5 separate regions of the Mus musculus genome follow, and regions 1, 2, 4 and 5 are each linked to region 3. The links are chromatin loops, found by intact Hi-C in ENCODE. Cell type or tissue: left cerebral cortex. All regions are shown on one strand. Region 1 overlaps Immp2l (IMP2 inner mitochondrial membrane peptidase-like (S. cerevisiae)). Region 2 overlaps Gm33340 (predicted gene, 33340). Region 3 holds the start of Lrrn3 (leucine rich repeat protein 3, neuronal). Region 4 overlaps Immp2l (IMP2 inner mitochondrial membrane peptidase-like (S. cerevisiae)). Region 5 overlaps Immp2l (IMP2 inner mitochondrial membrane peptidase-like (S. cerevisiae)).

Evidence for each region. Hi-C counts contacts between places; a loop is a spot of excess contacts. Peaks named below come from ENCODE experiments on the same cell type or tissue, not always from the same donor. Only the 100,000 strongest peaks of a DNase experiment are listed, where the experiment ranks them.
Region 1: it touches region 3 in a loop (8-fold over the local background); 25 of 42 quality-filtered maps call a loop at or near these places.
Region 2: a loop joins it to region 3, with 4 times the contacts of the local background. A loop is called at or near these places in 3 of 42 quality-filtered maps.
Region 4: it touches region 3 in a loop (2.5-fold over the local background); 3 of 42 quality-filtered maps call a loop at or near these places.
Region 5: it touches region 3 in a loop (2.2-fold over the local background); 7 of 42 quality-filtered maps call a loop at or near these places.

Annotation. Positions count from the first base shown.
Region 1 is chr12:41,108,683-41,113,682 of GRCm38, reverse strand. It overlaps Immp2l (IMP2 inner mitochondrial membrane peptidase-like (S. cerevisiae)), which reads right to left. Exons shown (of 7, transcript NM_053122.4): 4 at 2,740-2,843. Among named protein-coding and RNA genes, the nearest start is that of Immp2l, 87 kb to the right of the region's middle. In left cerebral cortex, a CTCF peak has its summit at 2,067; DNase peaks (open chromatin) are centred at 2,034 and 4,993.
Region 2 is chr12:42,985,337-42,990,336 of GRCm38, reverse strand. All of the region lies in intron 4 of Gm33340 (predicted gene, 33340), which reads left to right. Among named protein-coding and RNA genes, the nearest start is that of Gm33340, 46 kb to the left of the region's middle. In left cerebral cortex, a CTCF peak has its summit at 3,110 (motif pointing right); a DNase peak (open chromatin) is centred at 3,123.
Region 3 is chr12:41,485,144-41,490,143 of GRCm38, reverse strand. All of the region lies in intron 4 of Immp2l (IMP2 inner mitochondrial membrane peptidase-like (S. cerevisiae)), which reads right to left. Lrrn3 (leucine rich repeat protein 3, neuronal) reads left to right here and starts at 4,087. Exons shown (of 2, transcript NM_010733.3): 1 at 4,087-4,573. In left cerebral cortex, a CTCF peak has its summit at 2,923 (motif pointing right); DNase peaks (open chromatin) are centred at 2,942, 4,157 and 4,794; H3K4me3 peaks cover 1,351 bases; H3K27ac peaks cover 1,329 bases.
Region 4 is chr12:41,871,495-41,876,494 of GRCm38, reverse strand. All of the region lies in intron 6 of Immp2l (IMP2 inner mitochondrial membrane peptidase-like (S. cerevisiae)), which reads right to left. Among named protein-coding and RNA genes, the nearest start is that of Gm46348, 120 kb to the left of the region's middle. In left cerebral cortex, a CTCF peak has its summit at 2,268 (motif pointing right); no DNase peak of the experiment used is centred here.
Region 5 is chr12:41,678,233-41,683,232 of GRCm38, reverse strand. The region is part of intron 5 of Immp2l (IMP2 inner mitochondrial membrane peptidase-like (S. cerevisiae)); the gene reads right to left. Among named protein-coding and RNA genes, the nearest start is that of Gm40412, 73 kb to the right of the region's middle. In left cerebral cortex, a CTCF peak has its summit at 2,893 (motif pointing right); a DNase peak (open chromatin) is centred at 2,874.

The DNA of each region.
Region 1 (5,000 bases), 380 kb after region 3:
TATAAACCCACATTCACAGTACTGTATTTTTAGATATTTTGTATCTTTTAAGTTATACTATAGATGTATATTACAGATAGATAGATAGGCAGACAGACTACAGATATATATATATATTGTAGATATCCAACATTGACCTCTCTGGCCTCCACATACATGGGCACACACATACACATAATCACATGCACACACAAATGAACATGCATACACATATCCATACAGACAAAACAAATCTCCATAAATATAAATGTAATATACTTACAATGCTATCTTACACACATTCTGAATATATGAAAGACTGTGTCAGAATTTTTTAAAATAAAACATACTATCTTGCCTCCAGAGATTATTTGTGTATTGATGAGACCTGTTAACAATAATTTGTAAGGAAAATGACAAATTATATTTTATATTCTTTTTAGAATGAACAAGAAAATATTCATTTCCATATTCATTTTATGTGTTTCGAAAAGAGAACATGTTCTGATGTAGCAGTGGAAAACAACGCCTTGTTAAAAAAATCACATAGTGGTGCTTTTGGTAAGGAAGCAATGTTTCATGACATGGATTAAATATATCGGTGAAAGTTTATCACACCGACATCAGTCTTTTTAAAAGAAGCAGTCTATAAATTGTATGAAAATATAAGGACAAATGTCTAGAAAGCACTATACTCATAAAACTAGATAGAAAATACTATAATACAAAATAGCTTTTATAGTACAACCTCAAGCTAAAGAATTGACTGCCAAACTCAGATTCTTTCTCAAACACAGCCAACAGTATCACATAATAATTATTCATGGTTCAATAATACAATGTGAACATTAAGCATTCTTCTACATAAATGAGGCCTGCTTATTGACAAAGCATACTAAATAAAGTATATGTCATCTCTACATGGAGAAGATATAGTACATAACTTACTCATTCAAAATCCACCTCACTTGCAGTTTCAATAATTTAACAATCCCAATTTGAATATAAATGTTCATTTAAATTAACTCATATAATAAATATCAATCAATATAACGTTTACCTAAAAGAGCTGTGTTTTCCTTTAGAAATAAATCATTTTATGTCAGGATGTGTTTATGGACTCAAAATCCTGAATTTCAAGAAGCCATCTCACAGTTAGTTTAATTTGAATTCCCTCTTCAAATTTGCCTGCTATCTAGTCAGCATGTTTTCCTAGGGGGAGAAAACCGCAGAGCTGTCCACTTGTAAGGTGACTTCTTTCACTTGGGTGGGTATCCTCTTCATCAACAACTAAGTGAGGATGTAAACTTGTCAAACCGAAGGCGTAAGAACAGTGTGCACATGATAAGTTTATCCCACGTGGAGGGGCTTATCAGGAGGTAGCAGAAACAGTGCACTGAACTGAACGACTCTCCAAAGACTAGATCAACACTAAAGAAAATTCTCAAAACCGAAGAAGCATTTAATTCCCATTCCTGGCTGTCTGCCATCAGAACTCCACTCAAATGTATTTATTTCATTAGCTATTAACAGGATGTAGGTAACAGGTTTTCAAATGAACCCTGGTAAGAGCAGTCTCGAAGAAGACACACTTACACAATATCTATGACCAGAGGCAAGCTGGTAAGGACGAGCAAGTTGATACTGGATTTTTATATGTATTAAAATTACCATCCAACAAGAAAAATCTCATTCCCCCTCATAAATAAAGAATAACTGGGAATTGGAAAGATTCTCAATAGTAGGTTTTATTGTCACAAAAAAATAAGCAACAATAACTCTATCGTATCAGTTGCTGCCCCGTGCACTGATTTCCGTAACAAGGTATCAGACTAGAACAGTTTTACAAACAACTGCAGCCAAGAGAAATTTGGCAAGTTCTACCACAGTCTTCTCTGTATAGATTTATTTTTAAAAACAAACAAAAATCTCTAAGCTAAACCACTACTCAAGCATGTGCAGGACTGTAGCCTATGTCTCTGTATCAGCTGTGCACACCTTGACATTCATTTTCTACAACCAACACTTGGGATGCAACTTCTATCCACACCCAGCATCATATTTTACAGAGAAACAGCGCCATCTTTTGATGCCAAACAAAAGCCCATAATACTAGCTTTTCAAACCTTTTTGTCAGGTAAATTCACAACATACACAACTGTCATTGCATTTTATATCATAACTATCATCTCCTAAGAGTGTTTTAATTCCAAAATTCATAAACAGCACAGAAGATTGCATACCAAGGCGCAAATATTACAAAATCATATCAAAAGCATCTACTTTGGATCAATAATATAATAATTTCTAATCACTATCTTTTAAACAAAACTTATCAATTATGTCATTCAACTTATATACATTAAATAAAAAATTTGTTCTGGCATTGCTGTTAGAAGTCAGGTGCTCCCTCAAGTCTGCACATGGTGACTCAGCCCCAGCAGGCATGTCATTACCAGCCGCCACCAAATGTAACCAGCATACTCTTCCAAAGGTCTCTGCCATCAGATGGCTCTCTGTCTCTCTCTCCCTGCCTCTTAGGTAAGATCTGTTGGGTGCTGTGATCTCTGTAGCATCCCTTGGCCCTTGCTGGCCAGGTACCGGTGCTACATGAAGCCTAACAGTTGCTATATCTCAATACTGATTATATTTAAGATACGCTCATTAATACCATAACTGGACAGATAGTATCAGCAGTAAATTATCAGCTAAGTCCAGAAAAACACAAAAACAAATACAGTAAGTTACTGAGTTACTTACACCAATGACACAATGTCACCACGCTGTACTTCAAAATTTCTCACTTTCCAGTGGTTCAAAAGTACCACATCTGAGGACTGGCTTCCTCCAGGATTCAAAGAAGGCTACAAAATAAGAAGAGATACATTTATCACTTGTAATATTTTTCAGTCTTTATGATGCAGTGTACTTCATAGCTTGAGAACAATTCAATAAAAAAAATCCTACTACTGTACAATTTTAAAGCAAGAACAAATGAGTTTTCAGACAGGCTAACTAGGATTCCTCAAAAAAATGGAAAATAATAATATTAATAATGTTACCAATATCTAATGCAAGGAAAATATATATGCTTGAAATGAAGTCTTCACTAAATTCTAGTAAAGAGGTACATAAAGCTACATGAAGAATAAAAACTCATGCAAACAGCGACTCGATTGTCCCAGGATAATATTCTGATGGGACCTACTCCAAATCATCATTCCATATGGAAAGCGAGGAAATAATCTAACGGCAACCAGCAAAACATCTGTATGAAGAACCACCTGGAGCAGAGCAATAGGGATGGGAAAAGCACTAGCATAGGGATTGCCACCCCTCTCTTTCCAAGAGCATGTCCAGGTCCCGGTCTAAGACTGTCCTGGAATTCAGACAATGTCGGTTGTGCCTGAGGATGAATGAAGTGATAACTGGGAAGCACTGTGTTCACCGAGCCACAAAAATTTCAACCATGGCCCATAGAATCAACATGGCTGCTATTTGAATGGGGCACCAAATAGTCAATAAATAACAAGTCCAAGATGGAAGGGGGGAGGGGACAAAGAATGAGAACTACGAGGAGAGTGTTTTCACGACAAGTAAAAATGGAAATGTGAGAAACAGCAATTTCTGTGATGACAGAACGAGCCCCCAATAGCTGGGGCTGTTTGTTTCACTGCAAACTGATGGAGACAGCAAGAGAAGACACAATCAAGACACGGGCAATGAAAAGGAGTAAGGGCCAGGCAGCCACGCACTGAAACAACAGTGACAAACATTTAAGGTTCCTTGGAATCAAGGGCTATGGAGATGGTTTGTGGGTAAGTGCTTGCTACATATACCAAAGAACCTGAATCCGGAGCCCCAACATCCTCATAAAGGGCACAGACAGCTACACCTGCTATAACCCCAGTTCTTGGAAGGTAAAGGAGACAGATCCCTGGAACTTATTGATCCTCCATCACAGCCAAAGAAGTGAGCTCCAGGTTCAATGATAGATCCAACCCTGGAAAAATGAGGTAGATATGCATTCATACATGGGAGTATGGTTAACCAACTAGGGGCCACAGTGGGAAAGAAAACTCACTCTTTAACAGCTATCAATTGCAATAGCTCCCCAGCTGGGGGTGTGACTTATGCTCACCTCCATAATGAAATTTTGTCTAGCTTTAGCTTGAGCAGATATGTAAACAATACAAACTGGACTTGATGAATTAAAAATAAAACAACAACCAAAAAAAAAACCATTAAAAGGACACAAAGTTGGGTAAGTAGAGAAGGAAGAGGAAGATCTAGAAGAAGCTGTTGGAGGGGTGATTGTGATAAATTCAACCTTCAGCTGAATTTCCCCAAAGCCTGAGCATTATGTAGGCCTTAATCTCTCAGTGAGTAGATCTGTCCTTATGGAAGAGGTCCCATTCACTTTTCAACGTCCATCAATAGGGTCTATGTTTATGCTTGTTACAAATCCTTTGTCCCTAGCCCCTTCCCGTGAGCACTGTTTATCAGCCAATAGAATTCCTTCTTATGAAGAAGGTCACAAATGCTTTGCTATAGCAATGTGCTTTGCAAGAGAGTTTCAATGCAACCATCCCCAAAGCTTTGTTATAATGACTGTCACACAGAGACTTTTACCCAAAGTTTTACTGTGCTTGAATGTATTAAGAAAATAAACTGAGAGACTGGACTCAGGAAGTTTTTGACCCAGAGACTGCAAAAGTGGTGTTTGCACAAACCCCTGACACAAAATTTTTAAAAACCTAATTCTAAAAGGTCTCTCCCTTTCTAAAATAATTTTTTTATTTTAAATAAAATTTTTTTTAAAATTTTTAAAAAGGTCTCTCCCTTTCTAAAATAATTTTTTATTTTAAATAAAATTTAAAAATTAAACAGCAATTTTCAAAAAAAAAAAAAACTGGCCAGGTGCAGTGGCACATGCTTTTAATCCCACCGTTTGAGAGGCAACAGCAGATGGATCTCTATATTTAAAGCTGATTTACATAGTGAGTTCAGAACAGACAGGG
Region 2 (5,000 bases), 1.5 Mb before region 3:
CAGGCATCCTTATTATTGTAATGATCTTTAGAATATGACAATTTACTCTATAAAATATATTACTATGATTTTCATTCATCTATCTACAACATGATTGCCATTTGGTAGAACGGAAGCATAGGACACCTGGGGTTTCATGGAAGTTTCTAATAACCCTCTGAAGTGCTATATACTGCTCACTGAGGTAAAACATGAGATATCACTGAAAGATAGAGATTAGAATGGCAAACTGAAGGCTTGTTGAAAAGAAATGGAGCTGCATTATATTCTCTTCTAAATTTCTTCAATTCTATCTACATTTATTTAAGAATTATTCTTATTCTTATTATTATTATTCATTAAACTTTTTTAAAACTCCAGTCTTTATCCCTGTCCCGGTCTGCCCTCTGACTGTTTCTCACCCCATACCTCCTTACCTGTCTCCAAGATAATGTCTCTACCCCCAGACTCCCACCCCAACAGATTTCCCCATTCCCCTCTTGAGAGTTCTCTCACTGAGGCCAGAACAGGAAGTTCTCTACTGTGTATGTATTGGCAGCCTCAACTGGAGCATATTGCCTGGTTGGTGGCTCAATGTCAGAGATCTCAGGGGTTCAGGTTAGTTGAGACAGCTGGTCTTCCTATGGGCTTGCCTTCCTCCTCAGCTTCTCCCAGCTTTTCCCTAATTCAACCATCCACTGCCATGTGTACCTAATATGTGTTTTATATGTAAATAATGATGACAATTTTAGACAGACTCCATGTTTCTAATAAAAACATAGAAGTGAATATTATGGTAAATGCAGTCTGCTCATTACAAAGAGAGCTAAGTCCCTAGAAATTGAGAGTTATCAAAGGTGTTATGTTGAAAGAGTGCATTGAGATGCCTTCTTAGATAGTATGTTCGACTCATATGGGACTTGTGTGATTAAAATCTACATTTTGGCAGATACAATCTGAAAAACCTTGATTTGAATTTGAAGCAAGAGCTCTCTCAGGATCCTCTTTGATTACATAATTCTATCAGAGAGAGAGAGAGAGAGAGAGAGAGAGAGAGAGAGAGAGAGAGAGAGAGAGAGAGAGAGAGAGAGTCTTGTGTGGTGTTACTTTCTCTGTCTATGAGGATCATGGTTACAGGAGAGTCTGGATATTGGTGATCATGTCACACTTTGTGAATTTATAAAAAGGGATCATGTTCTTTTAGCCTTCACGTTTACAAACTAAAACATTCTGAGCTTTTTTTTTATTTTCTTAAAATTTTCTGTCAAACAAGGATTATCGGTTCATAATGAAGAGAGACAGAAAACACAGCTCTCTTCTGTCACTTTCAGACTTCATCAGTCAATGATTCTAAATTTGCACAACCAAAATTCTACTTTTGATTAAGATTTGTGAATTATGGGACTAAAGGAGAAACATAAACAAGGCATGCCTTAATTTAAAAACAAAAGTACCCCATATCTCATGTTCTTCAAAAGTAAGCAATGATCAAAACTGCCAATAGTACTGTAAGCATGATTCTGTTTTGAAATAGTCTCTCCTGGTCTTTTTTACTATTTTTTGATAATACTGTGTTTTCTTCTTATAATTCAATGAAGAAATTTCAACTTAAATTTGTTTCAAATGTAACTGCTAACCAAGTCTATTTGATGACTTATTATTGCTTAGAGATAAGAACCAATGCATGAAACTGATTGAACAGAATTGCATTCCTGGGTATGTGTACATACTCTTAATATTTTAATTTCCCTTCTGCCACTTGATTCCTCCAAAAGTTATATACTTAATATTTCTTCTCCTATATATTATAGCTTTCTTGATATGTAGAGATGATACGAGAACCTAAACCCTCTCTAGTAGCCAACAGCATATTGATATAACTGTGTGATAAATGTTTATAAAAAACATGCATTGGTGATGAATTTTATATCTTTTGGATACAAACCAGCATTGTAGAGTTTAGGATCATGTATCCTCATAGTTTACTGTAAGTGATTATTAATTTATAAGCTTCCCAACATAAGTTCAGATAATATCACATTTAAATTGTCTGATGTGCCAGTGATGTAAATCAGTTAGAATCCCACAGCTGTTGCTAACCACATTCTCTCTATTTATTACATTCACTAAGAATATGCCCAGTTCATACAACACTGACAAGAATCTCTTCATTTTACAGTTCTTCTATTTCGGGAAGTTACATTTGTTCTGCTGATAACTGAGTCCCTGTAGCATGGTTATGCCATATAAACTCTGTTTGGCCCTCTTCTATCACTTATTTACCCTTGGATCTGTTACTCAGTTTGGAACAAACATAGAAACAAATAGTTAAATCCATGTAAATATTAAATTTTCATATCTACTAGTAAAAAAATCTGCTCCCAAAAATGCTTTAAAATGTTGTGTTCTCAATGCCTACCATTATTTGTCAAACAGTCCATAATTATTACCAGTATAAAAGTATATCTCAGAATATACCACTTCACAGAATAGTCTCACGTGTAGCTTCTTTCTTCCCTTTACATTCATTGCCTTTGATAGCCAACTTTAAAATGATGAAGCTATTATTTTCTGGGCCAAACCACTTTTTTAAAAGGAAAGGGCGATAGTACAAAATCAATGAGCAACTAAATTGAATGAATAGTTTGACAGTCAAGATAAGAACATAAAATGCACCATTTGAAAGAGGAGAAATTTAGGACATGTCGCTCTTTTTCCCCCTTCATTTCCAAGGATAGGTCACTAACTCAGGCACTTTGCAAAGAATCTGCTCATTTACTTCATACCCACTCAAATGAAAGTTTTAGCTGCAAATCAATATAAAATGAGGAATATCCATATTTTGATAAAAACCACTTTAATGCATCATGCCTTGTAAGTCTCATACTCATAGAGCAGAGGGTGGATCATGAACTTGAACTTAGTCCAGATGGTTGGAAACTTCCTAAAAGCAACAATGGCAAGTAAAAACGTGCTGCATGACAGTGCAAAAAATGATACAGAGCTATATTTCATGTTGCCAGCAAACACAGATATAACAGATATAATAATTCAGCATAGTAAATGCTCTTACCACACCCTGACATGTTGCCTTTCACGTATCCCTTTCCACTGTCTGTCCTACTTGCCTGCTCACCAGATGGCAGTGCAGCAGCACTCTTCCTTGAGCTGTTTGAAAGAAAGCAGCATTGAAAAGAGATTTGCATATAACCTAGGTAATGCTGTTTGGGTTTTTAAATTTTTAAGTGTTACTTTCACAGCATTAAAATAGCCTTGCATACCAATTTCCACAACTGCCTTTTGCTTTGAATGCTATTCAGATAGTTCCCTTCTCTAATTTTCTAAACAAGAAAAATGGAATATATATATAATCTAGTGGGTCTTTGTTGTCTCACAGGGCGAAATAAGAACCTTTTCTATCCTGGTTAAAAAAAAAATGTAGCTTTTTTTTTTTTAATAAACCAACTCTTCTCAATAATTGGATTAGGCAGGGTTTCCCACAATTTCAAGAGAAGCATATGCCAGCCGACTCCAGGCCCCTAAAACAAGAATTCTGACATTTCATTTTTCTTTATCTAAACTTCTGCAGCTGTCATTATGCCATCTGAGACTGGTTTTCAGTTTACAGAGCTATCAGGCCCTTTGTGTTTATACAATGTTCATTCAGCACTTTAACTGGGACAAAAGAACCAATTTCAACCTTTGCTTTCCAATAGGCAGGCTTTGTTATGTGCTAAAGTATGACTGGATTCTTCTCTTTTGAAGTCAGAAATTCATAGAAGAGACACAGATCCTGTCATCTGATCCAATCCAAAATCTTGAGAACACAGCAACACCTAAATATTGTAATGGGCATGATTTTGTCTCTGAGTTTAATGTCATATTAATCTAAAATGTTTCTTGCTGAAGTTGGAAGTAGGTATTTAAGAACATGTCCTAAATTCTCTTTCCGTAGATTTCTCTTATGCTTAGGGTCAGTGTTGGAGGGATTTTCTTTATCTGGAGCTACAGTGCAGAAAATAACAGTAGAGGAGCTGAGGCAAAAGTTTTTTTCATGCAGGAATAGGGGTTAAGCTGTTGTGAATGGTTGACTACACACAATTGGGTAATTAACAAAGATAGTGCTCATGGACAAACAACAGCCAGGGTTCCTGTAGGCTGAATGTTAAAATAGTTGGAATTCAACTTCAAAACTTTCTTTGTTAGCTTGCTCATTTTCACATGCAAACCACTTCTGTGGACATTATACAATTACTGTTTATTTTATCTCAGATAAGAGTAAACTCAACTGGCTGACTTGAAAGTGGTATATTCACAATCCAAGGCAGATATTTCACAGCCATTTGTTTCCATTATCAATAATTCCACTTATCTATAATTCTTTTATGTTTACATTAGAACATTCTGTAGAGCATGTTAAAGTTAATATGGCTCAAAATTGGGAAAGCAAGATTTTAAATTTCAACTCATTCTCCACAGAGAGAATTTACTTTGTCCTGTTCTACGATATTCAATTGTACTAAGATTCCAAATCTGTGATGAACAAGGCTTTATATATTATATTAAAAATTCTCTTTGGCCATATTTAGGATAAAAAAATAGATGTATCCAAATGTTCAACAGATATATAATGAATAGGAAGACATCTTAATTTCTCCATTAAAAAAGTTCTCTGGTAATTATTCAAGTAAAAGTCTATTGAATAATACAGAAATAATTTTATAAATTATGTTGATCAGCTTTTGGTCATTGTCGTGAAATGTGTGGGGTAATAAATTTATAAAAAGAAAAGACTTATTTTAGCTTGTGGCTTTGGAAGTTTCAGTTTAAGACAAATTGCTCCGTGCAGTTCACAAGATTATTTATCCAGGAGTATGCAGTGGAACAGTCTGTTCAGGTCACAGCCTCAGAACAAAAGAACCTTGCGTATCCCAACCACCTTGATAGGTCTTTTTCTATCAATCTTAGGCTTTCTACCTGGTACTTCAATTTTAAAGTTGCAGTGCTTCCTCCTAACACCA
Region 3 (5,000 bases):
CAACAACTGTTTTCTTGATTTTACTACCTTATGGAGGGAGCTCAAAGACATAATAAGGCATATACCCACCTTTCTGAGAATATTAAAAACAACAATGGAAAAAGGCAAATTTATAGAACTAATTGAGAAGAGAAGTGCTAAGTTGTTTAAGAAATAAAGGATGTCTGTGTGTCAAGAAGAGGTCTTAGCCACTAGTGAGTCACAGCTGAAGTAACCTGCTCAGGAATCGACAGACAAAAAAGTCAGGGAATGGAATACAGAGAGGATAGGGCATTCCAAGCCAGGGAGAATCTGCAGCAGAATAATGATGGTGCTGATGGGAAATGAGGAGGAGAGCACTAATGAGAGCAGCATCACGCATAGCATCGCTCATGCCTGGCTAGGGCACAATGCTAAGAATGACAAAAACCAAGTCCAGACTTCAGTCTTATCTACAGTTTATGGAACTGCTGAGGCCCCTTGTAGGTATCAGCTTTTTTAATCCTCAGACAAATCCTAGGAAGAAAATGATATGCCAAGATGCTACTTAAGTTTCACTCCATGGATGAGACTTCAGAGACGATACTTCACACAATGCCCAGGTCACAGATCAGTGAGCAGGTAAAGTCTTATAGCCAACCACTTGGCCCTACCCCACACGTTGCTCACTGTCCTGACTACTTCTCTCAAAGGAAAACACACAGGCAGATAAATAAATCCTAGGATGGAATGACTGCAAAGATGTCTCCAATTAATATCTCCAGCTACTAAACCCACCAAATGTACATCCTATGCTATTCTAACACAGTGACGAAGGCAGGACTCTTCAAGCACAATTTAAGGATTAATTGTTCATTCACGCATTCAACTTTCCTGCAGGTCATTTTAATTAAATAAAATCCTCATGTGGTGACTGCTATAATAGAGGTACACAATATAGATAAAATCTACACTCATTATGTAGTGAGTCTGAGATGTACAATCCCTATCACTATGTACATACTGTAAGGGAAATACAGAAAGAAAGAAGGGGAGAAAAAGAAGAGAGCAGGGAGGAGCATGGAAGAAGGAGCAAAGAGAAGAAGCACCCTTGTCAATCATCCACTAGATTACAGGGTGATGGAGCTGGGACCTGCTCAGGACTTGAGGCACTCTGCCTCTGGCTCTCTTCCAGCATCTATGTGTAAGTTAAACATGTCTTATGATTTTCTACAATAATGGTTCTCAACCTTCCCAATGCTGGGGGACTTGAAGTGCTTCCTTTTTGTTGCTACGTCATAAATGTAACTTTGCTACTGTTATGAATTATAATGTAAATATCTAATATGCAGGATATTGAACATGGGACCCCTATGAAAGGGTCATTTAACTATCAAAGGAGTCATAATCTACAAGTTGAGATCAATTTTTATAGGCCATTCCTATTCCATACTGTGTCTGTTTTCTGATGACCACAAGCAATTTTAGGACATGTAATGCTCTTAAATCTTTGCATCCCTCAGCGGGATATCCTCATATGGTGCTTCGAGGGGACACCTAATAATACTGCATTGAATGACTGTCTTCCCCGGTAAGTTAAGGAATCCCCAAATATACTTCGATTCCAGCTGCTGATAATTTTAGCAGGAGGAAACCTACAGCCAGAGAGAGTTCTCATCTTCTTCATTCATAGCCAGAGTAATTCTCTCCCTTCTAATAAAAACTCATTTCTAATACCCCATGATATTACACTTAAACACAAGTACGATATACTTTTGATCTATCATGTACCTATATTCAAAGAGCACTCACATTTCTTACATTTGAAAATACAGCAAACATTCATTTGGTAAAAACAGTTTTCTAGGAAATTATTATTATATAAGGCAGTTTTTGAAATAGTATTCAATCCTAATTAATTATAAAAACATTTTCATGAACTTATAAATATGTTTGGATTTAAGTACTACCTGTGATTATTAATTTTATTTTTTAATGTTTATTTTTTATTTTCTGTCATTACAGATAGTTGTGAACTGCCAGGAATTGAACCCAGGTCCTCTGGAAGAGCAGTCAGTGCTCTTAACCAGTTGAGCCATCTCTCTAGGCCCCTACTAGTTTTATTTTTAAAAGTTATTTTTAACATGTTCGAGCCTCACAACTTATCTTCATTATGAGAGCACATTGTAATCAATACATTATAATAATCAACAGATTACTAGATTTGTTGATTATATAATTAATAACAATCGAAATAAAGTGCTTAAGGAGTTGGTACAATATAAAAGGAATTTTTTTCAAATAGTTGTTACAATTATAGCACAATTCTCCATGTATATACTCTAAAAATATTCAAATTGAGTGGAAAAATTCAGTACGTTTCAAGTGAAGAAAGTAAAATTAGGCTATTAAGTTATATGCGATGCACTCCAATGTAACAGCCCAACACTCATCCTCCTCCCATACCTGTGAGTGGACACTCAAGTACCTGTAAGTGTCTGGTGAGAGGATAACACTCAGAATTGGATGCCATTTGGCCAATGAAGAAGCCACTTTGGTTTAGCATTCATGCTTATCAAAAAGATTAGAGTTTATCAATTATATATTAAAATAAAAATATTCTGAGGAACACCTACCATACCAGCATTCAAATTGCCTAGGCAGAAGATAAAGGCCCTGACTCCGTCAACAAATTGATCAATACAACGAATAACTAAAGCATTGGTAGATTTTGTTTGTTTGCTTTTGTAAAGAAAACTGTAACATGAAAGCGTTTGGTGGTCAAAAGACAATGTTAGTGAGGCTAAGCTTCCAGGCATACGGTCATGGCGCAGAACACCGGTTTAAGTCACTTCAACGACACCTTAAGAAACAATTAGTGCTAATGCTTTTGCTTTTTGTTGTTATTCCCCCCTCCCCCAGTAAATCTAATAAATGCCATTTCCTTTTCCTCCACTAGAGGGCAGTCTATCAAAGCAAGGGGAGACTCAGATAAGGCAGCTTTGGACCTGTTGAAAATTGTTCCCATGTTCCACTCCTCTCAGGAGGTCTCTCTAGTATACTGTCTGGAAAGCATGCCCTTATATTCTTCTATTTGTCATGGTTGTTCTGGAGCTGAACACATGACCACGCTGGCATGATTTCTAGTCTAAATATTCCAAATGTTTTACATATAATTCCTATTGAAAACATTTTCCTAGTTAAGTAGCCATTCAGAGTTGATAGCCGTAAGTGCAAAAAGAGATAATTTAACTGTTCAGTCTATTGTAGAGGAAAGGATCCCTGAGTTATTACTAATAAATCATACATCTAAAACGCATACACAGGCGCACACACACACATACATGTACATCTGGATGCAGGCACAAGCAATGCCACATACAACACATGTCCGATGTGTGGCATCAGATTTGTTATACCATGTATAGATAAGTAGTTATAATTGGAAAAGTTTATTTTGTATATGCTTCTCCTTACATACCATTGTTGTGAGTATTGGAGAAGCAAATATTTGTTGTAATTTTAAGAAATGTCATTGTAAAACCTAAACAAATACGCAAACAAAAAATAAACCCACACACAAAGTACCAACAAGAAAAATGGAAAGAAGGAATGGAGGGAGGGAGGGAGGGAGGGAGAGAGAGAGAGAGAGAGAGAGGGAGAGAGAGAGGGAGAGAGAGAGAGAGTGAAAGAGAGAGAGAGGCTATTAGCTGCATGCACATAGGCTGATTTAAGTAGGATCTGTAGGGAAACAAACAAGGGGCAGGAGAGCTGCAGGCTGCAGGCTGAAATGTAAAGCCACTGCTGAACTTCACAGACAGGGAGGCAGAGTCACTATCAAGTATTTTTAATATTCAGGAAATCCTTGTTCATAAGTGTTTCCTGTCTTATCTCAGAGGAAATGAAAAACAGAAAAACAAAACAAACAAAAACCCCACCGTTTCTCCAAATGACTGATCACATTCCAAATGGGAGAACTTGTTGAAAAGCGCTGCACATTGCTCCAAAAGGAAAAGAAAAAACAGGAAAGAAAATGATTCCAAGGAAAAATATGCAAGCCTGTTTCATTTATTTGTACCCTAAGCAGCACTGTCATAGGACAGACAGGCTGCTTCAGCCAACCAGGCTGGAGCAGCTGCGAGTGCTACATCTTGGCAGTCTGAAGCGATTGGCTCCTCTCTGGGGAGTGGAGGGTGTTCAGTTATTAATGACCGCTGAGCAGGCAGCACCGTGTCAGTGTGACAACTGATCTGGTGAACGATGCACCACTAACCACCATGGAAACGAGGAGAAATAACGCCAGCTAGCAGGATCTCTCTTCACGGGATTGAGAGGCTCAGCCTGCTGCTGCCGGAGAGAGTTCCAGTCAAAAGAAGGAATCCTAGCTGCAGGCTCCTGCCTTCCTTTATATTTTAGAAAAAGAGAGAGAGAGAAAGAGAGACACCATTGCTTGCATGTGTGCATATCTATAGTATGTAATTGTGTGTACTTTATTACACATACATATGCACCTATTTATACTGGGGCAAGAAGACAGCCATGTGATTATTTCAGCCAAGGAACTGAGCAAGCAGGGGCACCGGAGGAGGGCTATCCCTGCATCTGCTAAGGCAAGGTAAGTTTAAAATATACCTATCTGTTTAAATGTTCCCTATTTCGTGTTTTTGTTGGTGCCGGAGTTTTTACACATCAGTTCTCCTTTGATGTTTTCCCCTTGTCTGAATTCTAAGGGCATTTTTCTTTGCATTTCACTTTTGAGTGAACATGCAAACCCCGCCGGCTCTGTGTGTGCCTAGCTGCGTTCGTGGGATTCTCAAGCAGGCATTTTACTAGCTTGAATGCCCATCAGAGGATGTGAGTGGGAGAGAAAAGCAGTGCCGGGGGAGGAGAGAGAGAGGAGGGAGAGAGAAGAGACGGGGACTGAGGCAGAGAAAAGAGAACAGAAGGACCAAGAGAGAAGCAGGGAGAGAGAGGGGAAGGAGACAGAGAGGCTGGCAGAGGAGGCAGCGGGAGAGAGGGGAGAAGGAGAGAGAAACAGAGGG
Region 4 (5,000 bases), 390 kb before region 3:
TGTCTGCACTATTAATTTGGTTAATGGGTTAGGAATCCTTTCTTTATAGATAGCAGAAAAGTAAACTTCAGCCTAGCACTTTTCAAAGTTATTACATCTTCTGAAAAAGCGGGGTGCAGATTAATGAGGTTTTACTCAGGGCTTTGGAGTCACAGGAGCCTTGAATGAAGTAATGCAGCCATGTTTCCACTTAGGGAAAGTAACAATCATGAAATGTAAATTGGACTTTCAAGCAGGACAACCGAACTGCATCCATCCCTGGAAACACTGAAATCACTTTTCAAGCATATCTCTCTGCACATGAGAAGGCTGTGGTCCCACCCTAACCCACCTACAACATGAGCTGCAACCACTTATGGAAGATCAAGAGGTCATGTAATTTACACCCTCTTCTTCATGGGAACAAGTGTTACACTGTTACGTAAACACATATACCCTTACTTTACATTAACAGTTGATTAAAGATGGTTTCTCATTTTCAGATTTTTTTTCATTCATTATTGACAGTATAAGAACATTGGGAAGAGAGGCCCCTTGGTCTTGCAAACTTTATATGCCCCAGGACAGGGGAATGCCAGGGCCAAGAAGTGAGAGTGGGTGAATAGGGGAGCAGGGCGGGGGGACGGTACAGGGAACTTTCGGGATAGCATTTGAAATGTAAATAAAGAAAATATCTAAGGGGAAAAAAAGAATATAATATCCTTGTGGTGGTTTGAATGAGAATGGCCCCATAGACCCATATGTTTGAATACTTAGTCTCCAGTAGGTGGACAAGTTTGGGAGCAATTCGGAGGTTTAGCCTTGCAGGAGGAGGTATGGGTATGTCACTGCTGGTGAACTTTGAGATTTCTGAAACCCCTGGCCATCCCCTTTGTGCTTGCTTCCTTCTACTTGAAATTCTCAGCTATCCCTGCTGCCATGCCTTTGTTTTGCCACCATGGGACTCTAACTCTCTAAAACAAAAGCCCAAAATAAACTTTTTTCTAAGTTGCCTTGGTCATAGTGTCTTATTACACCAAAAGATACATGACTGTAATACAATTATAGTTGTAATAGTTAACTGATAAGTGAATTGCAATTGTAAATATAATATAATCCTTCTCCCAAATGTTATTACTATCTATTTGGGTTTGTTCATCAAAAAATACATAAATGAGGTATTATAATTATACAAAATATTTTACACATCAGGACATCATATTTGAGCATGTAAAATGGTAGTGGAATTTTTTGTATAAGGTACAATTAATTTCATCTCGACAAAATTTTCATTAAAATTTTTTCTGGAGACTTTCCAGATCAACAAACATATATTTTGGAATGACTACTAACAAAGCAGCTCATAGATACAATAATAGCAAAGGCAAGTGTAGAAGACAGGAATATATCAATGAAAGACACTTAGGACCTCAAAGAGAGGTTGGGGGCATCTGCTTCATCTTTGTTTCACTCACTCACTTAGGGAGAAAATTCTAGTACCTGAATGTACCATCATTACTCTTAAAGGCACGCCTCATGAATCAATCCATCAAGCTCAGAATAAACTCTACTTTTGCTTCTAAGCTCCTAGCCAACCAAGACATCACTAAAAATATTAACAAGTACTAAATGTCTTTGGGGTTTCTTGTATTATCCAAAATGACAAAAGAGTGAGCTACTGAAAACAGCACCGTTTGCAGCTTGAGCTCTAACACTAAACCTCAAGATTTTATCTGAAAAAAAGAAGAAATTCTGTAGATCTAGACACCACATTCATGGTCGTCTAAAAGGCATTATAAGTAAAAATATAGTATAACATTATAGTATATAATATTTTATATATTTGAAGAGAATAACTACTATACAAACTCAGCAGAATAAAAGGGAACCATATTTATTTCCTTACATAAAATATTAGGTTTATAATAATTCAGGTAGCTAATGTTAATCATGAGTACAGATTTTTGATCGTGTGCACTATATGGGAAACTAAACATAATGGAAAACTACAGACACATTTAACCAGAGAAGCAAGCACGATTGTTAATGCAGTTTCAAACTTTCCAGAATTAATGTAAGAAGATAGCAGTGATGGAGGAAAGAATTATCATGCTTCTCAACACACATCAAGGAAAAGTAAAACGGACGTGTATGGGCCAAAAAGTGATCAATATTGATTTTTAAAACCATATTTATCATGTTTAATTTTTATATTCAGCATTTGTATTTATATTTAGTATTGTTGGACTGTTCAATTAGGGTATGCTGTCAGTAGATGGCAGTAATTGCTAAATCATAAACAAGATAAAACTGGAAAAAAATGATTTTTAAATGCCTGCTAAAAATTATGGGTACACTGTGTATAGTTTTCTAGATTAATCAATTTGACCCCAAATCTTTATTAAGATAATGTATATGCACAGAAAATAATTTTAGAACAACCTTTACCTTCTCTTTTAATACCTTAAACCAGCCTCTAATACAGCTGGATCAGAATAAATCTTAACAGATACTTTTAAATGTTTGTTATAATTATCACTATTATTGTTATCACCCCCTTCTACAGTTGGTTTCTCAGTCATGAAATGAAATGAAAATAAGATCTGTCTGTAATTTCTTTTAGGTATTTTCTATTTTATCCACAGGATTCTGACAATGCTTAAATTATTAAATGTATGTAAAAACATGGGCTTAGTTCAGATTTGAAGATTTCTTTGATAGTTAAATATGTTACTTTATTTTGTAACAGTTAAAGTACATTTTATATTTGCATGCATGTACTTCAGTTATATTTCTGGAGAATATGCATATTTTAAATTTTCTTCCTTTTTAATTATGTTCTTTCACTTATTTTCCTTGACGAAAATGCATAATTCAGGATGATGAATCAATGTGGTAACATAAAATATCCTTGTATTAAATAGAGACTAAATATTTTTCAACATTTTCATCATGTAGTGGGTTGACACCATCATTTTCTCCTAATCTTTATTATTGAGACTTTTATTCTGTTATGACTCCAAGTATTACTTTGCCCAATATTCTTCATATTTTCCCCTTTCCAGTCTTTCTTAACATCCTACTAAATTTTAAGATGTTATATATACATATAATGTACTTTTATCATATATAAACACCACTCACCCCCTTAGTGCCGCCCAGATCTACCTGCCATGCCAACTTTGTCTTCCTTACTCACTCTCCCTCTCTCTCACTTTGTTTCTTTGTATCTTTCTTTGTTTGATCCTTTCTCTCTCTCTGTCTCTCTCTCTCTCTTTCTTTCTTTCTCTCTTTCTCTTTCTTCTTGATAGACCACTGAATTCAGTATTCATCTATATAGTGATGAATGTGGGACCATCCACTGGGGGATGGTTGAGCTATCAAGGGTCCTATCCTTAAAGAAAATTGAGTCCCTTCTCCAGAAGCCACCAAGAGGCAGCATACACACACACAGACACACAGGCACACAGACACACACACAAACACACACACACACAGAGAGTTAACAAATATAGTCAAGTTGTGACTACAAGGTAAGGGGCTAGGAATATAGTTCAGTAGTAAGTTTTTACAGAGTAAGCATGAGAGTTTGGTCATCTCTACAAAAAGGGGGAAAAATCATGAGGTAAAATGTAAAGTCTAGAATGATTATTTGGTAAAAGGTGATATCAGGCTCAGCACAACATAGTTTTAGAGTTAAAGAATAAGAGACTCTCAATCATTTATTTGGGGTTTCTTTTACACTGATCTCAAAACACCTAAATGTAGAACTGATCAATTAAGTCCAGTGTTTGTATCCTCATCCTCACAGCTCTAACTCACTATGAAGAAATGCCTAGGGGATCCATCATTTTGGGATAAATTGGGACCCATCTGTCAGACTTTGCTAACCTCTTCTTTTGGGAAGTGATGTGATACAAGTTTGGCCAGGATAACATTTTCTGTGGAGAAAGGGGGTTTCTGTAAGAAAAAGTCTTCTGGACTTGCACCACAAGGTTGGTTATGAAGAGAATCATCACAGAGCAGGTTATAAGGTTATCTCCAGGGGTCAGCACTTCACCATCCTCTTCTCTAACCTGCATAACTTAAGGACATCTGACAGCATCAAGCTTGCTTTATGACCAAGCAACAGAGGCTTGCTGAAGCAAAACAACCCCGTGCCCCAAAAATGCAAGTTTAGAAGGAGATAAGCCCACACTATAAGTCAGGCAGTTGTATACAAATGGAGTGCTATTCATTGACAAAGTAGTAGAAATCAGACCATGGATTATCAAGGTGAACATATTGTAAATTTCAGACTTATTTGACGTATCAGATTGTGTAAGAGGAGGCCAGTTGGGGATAAGTTCTAATGCTTTGTCTTAATTCAGCCCCCAAAAGCTGAACTTCCAAATGATGAGGGTTCCTGCCCCCAGATGACTTTGATTGGTAAAAAGAATTGCTGTCCAGCCAATGGCTGGGCAAGGAGACTGAGGCAGGACTTTTAGAGAGACCAAGGAGGAGAGAGAGGAGAAAACCGTGATGGGGGAACAAGGAGAACTGACTTAAAGAACCACTAACATATAAGAGTCTGGGAAAATGACCCTAGGGGCCACTCATTCCCCAGATTGGGTCTGAGGTAGAAAAGATAAAATATAGATTTAGAAGATGTTAAGCCTGGAATATCAGAGGGAAGTGTGTGCTAGCCATGGGGAGGTTTAGAAGTGCTCAGTCATTGAGCTACTCAAGGCATATCAAAATTAGCTGGCATATGCGTGCCTTTCATTCATCAATCCAGAGTCCCAACATGAGCCAAAGCAGATTAACCAATTCACTGCTTTAATTTAGTAAGGATGATCAAGACAAAAAAAAAAAAAAAAAAGGAAAGAGAAGGAAAAGGGGGAACCGAATGTAGAGATCTATACCGCCTGATTCAGAATAAACCAGTAGAAGGGCCCACAGGCATCTCCTGGACATTCACATGCACACAGTATCTCTTAGAACTTAACCACTTTTAAATTATAGTAGGTACTTATATGCAC
Region 5 (5,000 bases), 190 kb before region 3:
CATTTCCAAATTTTAAAAAGACATTTTCTTTGGTTATAAAACCTCTGAGCTGAATTCTTGACAAGTCTCTATTTTACAAAGCACACCTGTATATCCTGGTTACAAACCCTACTTTTAATTTCCTTACATTGGAACATATTTAAAGATATTTGAATCGAAATCTGCAGACAGAATCCCTGCAGATTTTTATGCATTTTCCTCGGGACTTTTCAGTTGTCTTGTCCCATTTGACAGCCATTTAAGAAAGCAAACTCATTCTAGTTCAGGCGTTCTAAATATTTGATTTGTTTTTCCCCTTAATTGAATTTCATCAAGGTGTGTAATGTGTAATTAAATAAGATGGTATGATAAAAGTGCAGCCAGTATAAACATGTTTGGAAATAATCACAACTGAGTTTTTGAAGCATGAATTTTAACTGTTAAGAACCAAAGTATTACGAGGGAGTGACCTCTTAGCTGCAAGCATTCTAGGTCATAAACCTCAGGCAAATGTTTTACTGTAGTAACAAAAGTAAGTTACATGAAAGTTGTTCATGTGAAAGACCCAGTTTAAATCATTTGTTTAAATGTGTGGCAGAAAATAAAACAAAACCAAAAAAAAAACACTGTGTTTATATTCGACCTTTGTGAAAACTAAGCTAAGTCTAAAAGAAGAAGTGATACTGCATGTTGAACTAGATCATACAATTAGGGGGGTTAATGGAAAGGCATTGAGAGTGGAGCTTCACAAAATGGAAGCTGGGTCCACCCATCTGCCTGCAAATGTATTGATGTCATTTTGTTGTTGTTTCATCCTTTTTATTATGTATTTATTCACATCACATTCCAGTATCAGCACCCCTCTCCTCCTCCTCCCTCATGCAGATCCTCCCCCATCCCTCCCTCCTCATTCCCTCACACACTACAACCCCCCCTCCCGGCACATCAAGTCACTGCAGGACTAGGCACATGCACCCCCACTGAAGCCAGACAAGATGGCCCAGATAAAGGAATGGGATCCACAGGCAGGCAAGCCATCTAATGTTTGGCTGGGGATCTCTGCATCTCTTTTCATTGCCTGTTGGGTAGAACCTCTCAGAGAACAATTATGCTAGGCTCCTGTCTGCAAGCATAACATTCATTAAGAATCAGATATTGGTTCTTGCCCATGGGATAGGTCTCAGTTTGGGGCAGCATTGGTTGGGCATTCCCTCTGTCTCTTCTCTATCTTTGTCCCTGCACATTGAATAGGCAGCACACATTTTGGGTTGAAGGATTTTTTTCCTAACATCTGGGAAAAATCCATATTTTCTTTATTTATTCTTCAGTTGGGGGACATCTAGTTTGTTTCCAGTTTCTGGATACTATAAATACATTTGCATGCATATCTATAAGGAGGAAGTGGACTCTTAGCAGCAATGAACATGGTTGAGCAAGTGTCCTTCTGGTAGGATGAAGCATCCTTTAGGTATATGGCTAACAGTAGTATAGTTAAGTCCTGAGGAAAACTCTTTCCCATTTTCTAAGAAATGGCTATATTGATTTCTACAGTGGCTGTACAAGATTGTACTCCAATGAGCAATGGAGGGCTGTGCACTTGCTACACATCCTGAAAATTATGACCTATCACTTATATCATTGACCTTGGAATCTCAAAGTAGTTTTGATTTGCATTTCCCTGATGGCAAAGAATGTTGAACATTTCTTTAAATGTTTCTCAGCCATTTGAGATTCCTATAATGAGAAGTCTCTGTGTAGCGTTCTACCCCATTTTAAAAAAAAAGAAATATTTATGTTATGTATGATTTCAATTATAGTTCTCTTCAGACACACCAGAAGAGGACATCAGATCCCATTACAGATGGTTGTAAGCCACCATGTAGTTGCTGGGAATTGAACTCAGGACCTCTAGAAGAGCACTCAGTGCTCTTCACCACTGAGCCATCTCTCCAGACTACCCTACCCCATTTTTAAATTGGATTGTTTGGCTTGTTGATTTCTAGTTTCTTTAGTTCTTTATAAATTTTGAACATTAGCCCTCTGTTAGATGTGGAGTTGTTGAAAATCTTTTTCCAATCTTTAGGCTGCCATTTTGTCCTACTGATAGTGTCATTTGCTTTATAAAGCTTTTCAGTTTTATGTGGCCGCATTTATTAATTATTGATCTTAATGCCTGTTCTATTGGCACTCTTTTCTGTTCAGAAAGTTGTCTCCTATGCTAATGTGTTCAAGGCTATTCCTTACTTTCTATTCTATGACGTTCTTTGTGTCTGGTTTTATGTTGAAGTCTTTGATCCACTTGGACTTGAGTTTTGTGCAGAGTGATAAATATGGATTTATTTGCATTCTTCTATACACAGACATCCAGTTAAAGCAAGGCAACCCAGACCCAGAAAGATAAACATGATATGTACTTGCATGTGGATATTAGCTGTTAAATAAACAATAGTCATACTATAAACCACAGGTCCAGGAAAGTTAAAGAGGATATCTAAGGTTGCAACCATGTGAAGAAAAAATAAACAGATCTTGTGGATGCACTGAGAACAAGTGGGGATAGGAACATGAAGGATCTGGTGGGGGACAGAGGGACCAAGGGACAGAGTACAAAGAAAGATGACTGGTGGGCATTTAGGAGGTAATGTCAAAACCAAGTGCAGTGGAAACCTCCTGGAACCTCTGAAGGTAGCCCCAGTGATTACTTCTAGTAATGGAAGATATGGAGCCTGAACCAGCCATCTTCTGTAACCAGGCAAGGCTTCCAATGGTGCGACACTGGTATAGCAACCCAGCCACAAAACCTGTGACCCACAGCCTGTCCTGCCTGCAAGATGTGCTGGGGCAATGGTGGTCAGAGCATGATGGAATGGCCAACTAATGATTGGTTTAACTTGAAGACCATGCCACAAGAGGGAGCCCATGTCTAACACTGCCTACATGGCCAGGATCTGGAAGCTGGATAGCTCAGAAACCTAGGGGAGAATCAAACAAAACTGGCAAGAAAAAAAAAAAGATTTTTAATTATGCTCCACTATACTCATAGATTGATGCCTAGCCCAGTTGTTATCAGAGAGGCTTCATCCAGCAACTGATGGGAGCAGATGCAGAGACCCACACTCAACCATTAGGTGGATCTCAGAGACCTGTGCAAAAGATGTGGAGGAAGGACTATAAAAGTTAGAGGGTCCAAGACACCAGGAGAACAGAGCCCACAAAATCAACTAAGCAAGGCTTAAAGAATCTGCAGCAGCAACCATGGAGCCTGCCTGGGTCTATGCTAGGACCTATGCACAGATGCTTGGGTTAAGATCTAGAAACTGGAAACAAACTAGACGTTCCCCAACTGAAGAAGTGATAAAAAAATGTGGAGTATTCTCAGCTGTTAGGACAAAACAAAACAAAACAAAACACCCTTCCACCAAAAATGTGTGCTGCCTATAAAATGTGCAGGGACAAAGATAGAGCAGAGACAGAGGGAATGGCCAACCAATGTTGCCCCAAATTGAGACCCATCCCATGGACAAGAAACAGCATATGGCTGTTTAGCTTGGGGTTTCGTTGGATCCCTGATAAAGTGAGTGGAGGCTGTCTCTGGCTCTTTTGCCTGCTTGTGGAACCCTTTTCTTCCTACTGGGTTGCCTTGTCCCACTGTTATATGAGGGTTTATGTCTAGTCTTACTGTAACTTGTTATGGTGTGTTCGGTTGATATCACTAGGAGGCCTATGTTTTCTGAAGGAAAAACAGAGTAGTAGTGGCTCTCTGGAAGAGGGGAGGTTGGGGTAGGTGTGCCTGAGAGGAGGGGAGAAAGATGAGGCTGTGGAAGATGTTGTGAGGCCGCCTGACATGTCACCTATATTAATTATCTTTGCATTTCAGTACCCCAAGTACCAGAGTGAACTCACCTTAAGGCAGGAAAGGCAAGACAGGCTAGCTCTTCCACAGTGGGGAAGCTCTAAGGCAGTGGGAAGGGTCCTCTCACATGACATTGAACAAGGAAGGAGGCAGGGACCAAGGCCTGGGATACCTAACCAAGTTATTAGTGTTGATCTGGATCATCTCTGGAAGGGCAGGGTAAGGGCAGGTCAGCATAGAACTGACACAGCACATGCTGCTTGACCTACTGGGGCTAAGGAGGAAGGGGAGGGGAGTAGAGGACATTTTCTCGTGGATCATCTCATCTGCCATTCAGATACCACTTAGCTTTTGGGCTATGGGTGAATTCGGGAAGCAGTGAGAAATTAAAGCTCACATTTCTAAGAAACTCACAAAATTAGCTACAAAAGGAAGAAAAAAATGCTTATCTTTATTATCTGTATCCCTGTACCCAGCAACCTCAATGTCCAGAATAAACTGACCCCTTTCTTGTCAAGCCATCAGACTTCCCTTTCTCCTTCAAACTTATTTATAGTTTGGTACCGCTAGACCATGCAAGTGTTCTTTGAAGATCTGGGCATGAGAAACCGCATGGAATAATTCTTTGAACATCTTTGCTGTACTATGAACTTGCCTGATAACTGATTTAGTGTTCACTCTACTGAGAAAACTCTACAACAAAGTCCACTAGTAAGATAATTATGTTCCTGCTATTGAAACGTGAAAGACTTTGAGGCTATTTCCGATTTTTTTTTCTGTGTATAATCTTTTCTGGAAGTGGGTATATACTGATACTAAAAATGTACTTCAAGTTTTCAGAAAGCACACAGCGTGCTAAAGGTAGTAAGCAGCTAGAGAAGAGACAGATTCCTTGAGTAAAAGATAGAAATTAAGTTTTCACCAGACAGATAACTTCATCCATATGACTTCTTAGTGTCCAGAGCGTTAATATAGCTTTAGCTCCTTTTAGGACACAGACAACAATGTGACAGAATAGAGAAGAGACTGAATTAAGTGAATCCATTTCTATGTGCTTGAGTTCACTCACTCAAGAGAATAAACAGTCATTGAGTTCCCTTTAGGGGCCAGATACCTAGGACATAACATGAGAGAAAACTGGACGTCAGTCCTCTACAGAAACTTCCAA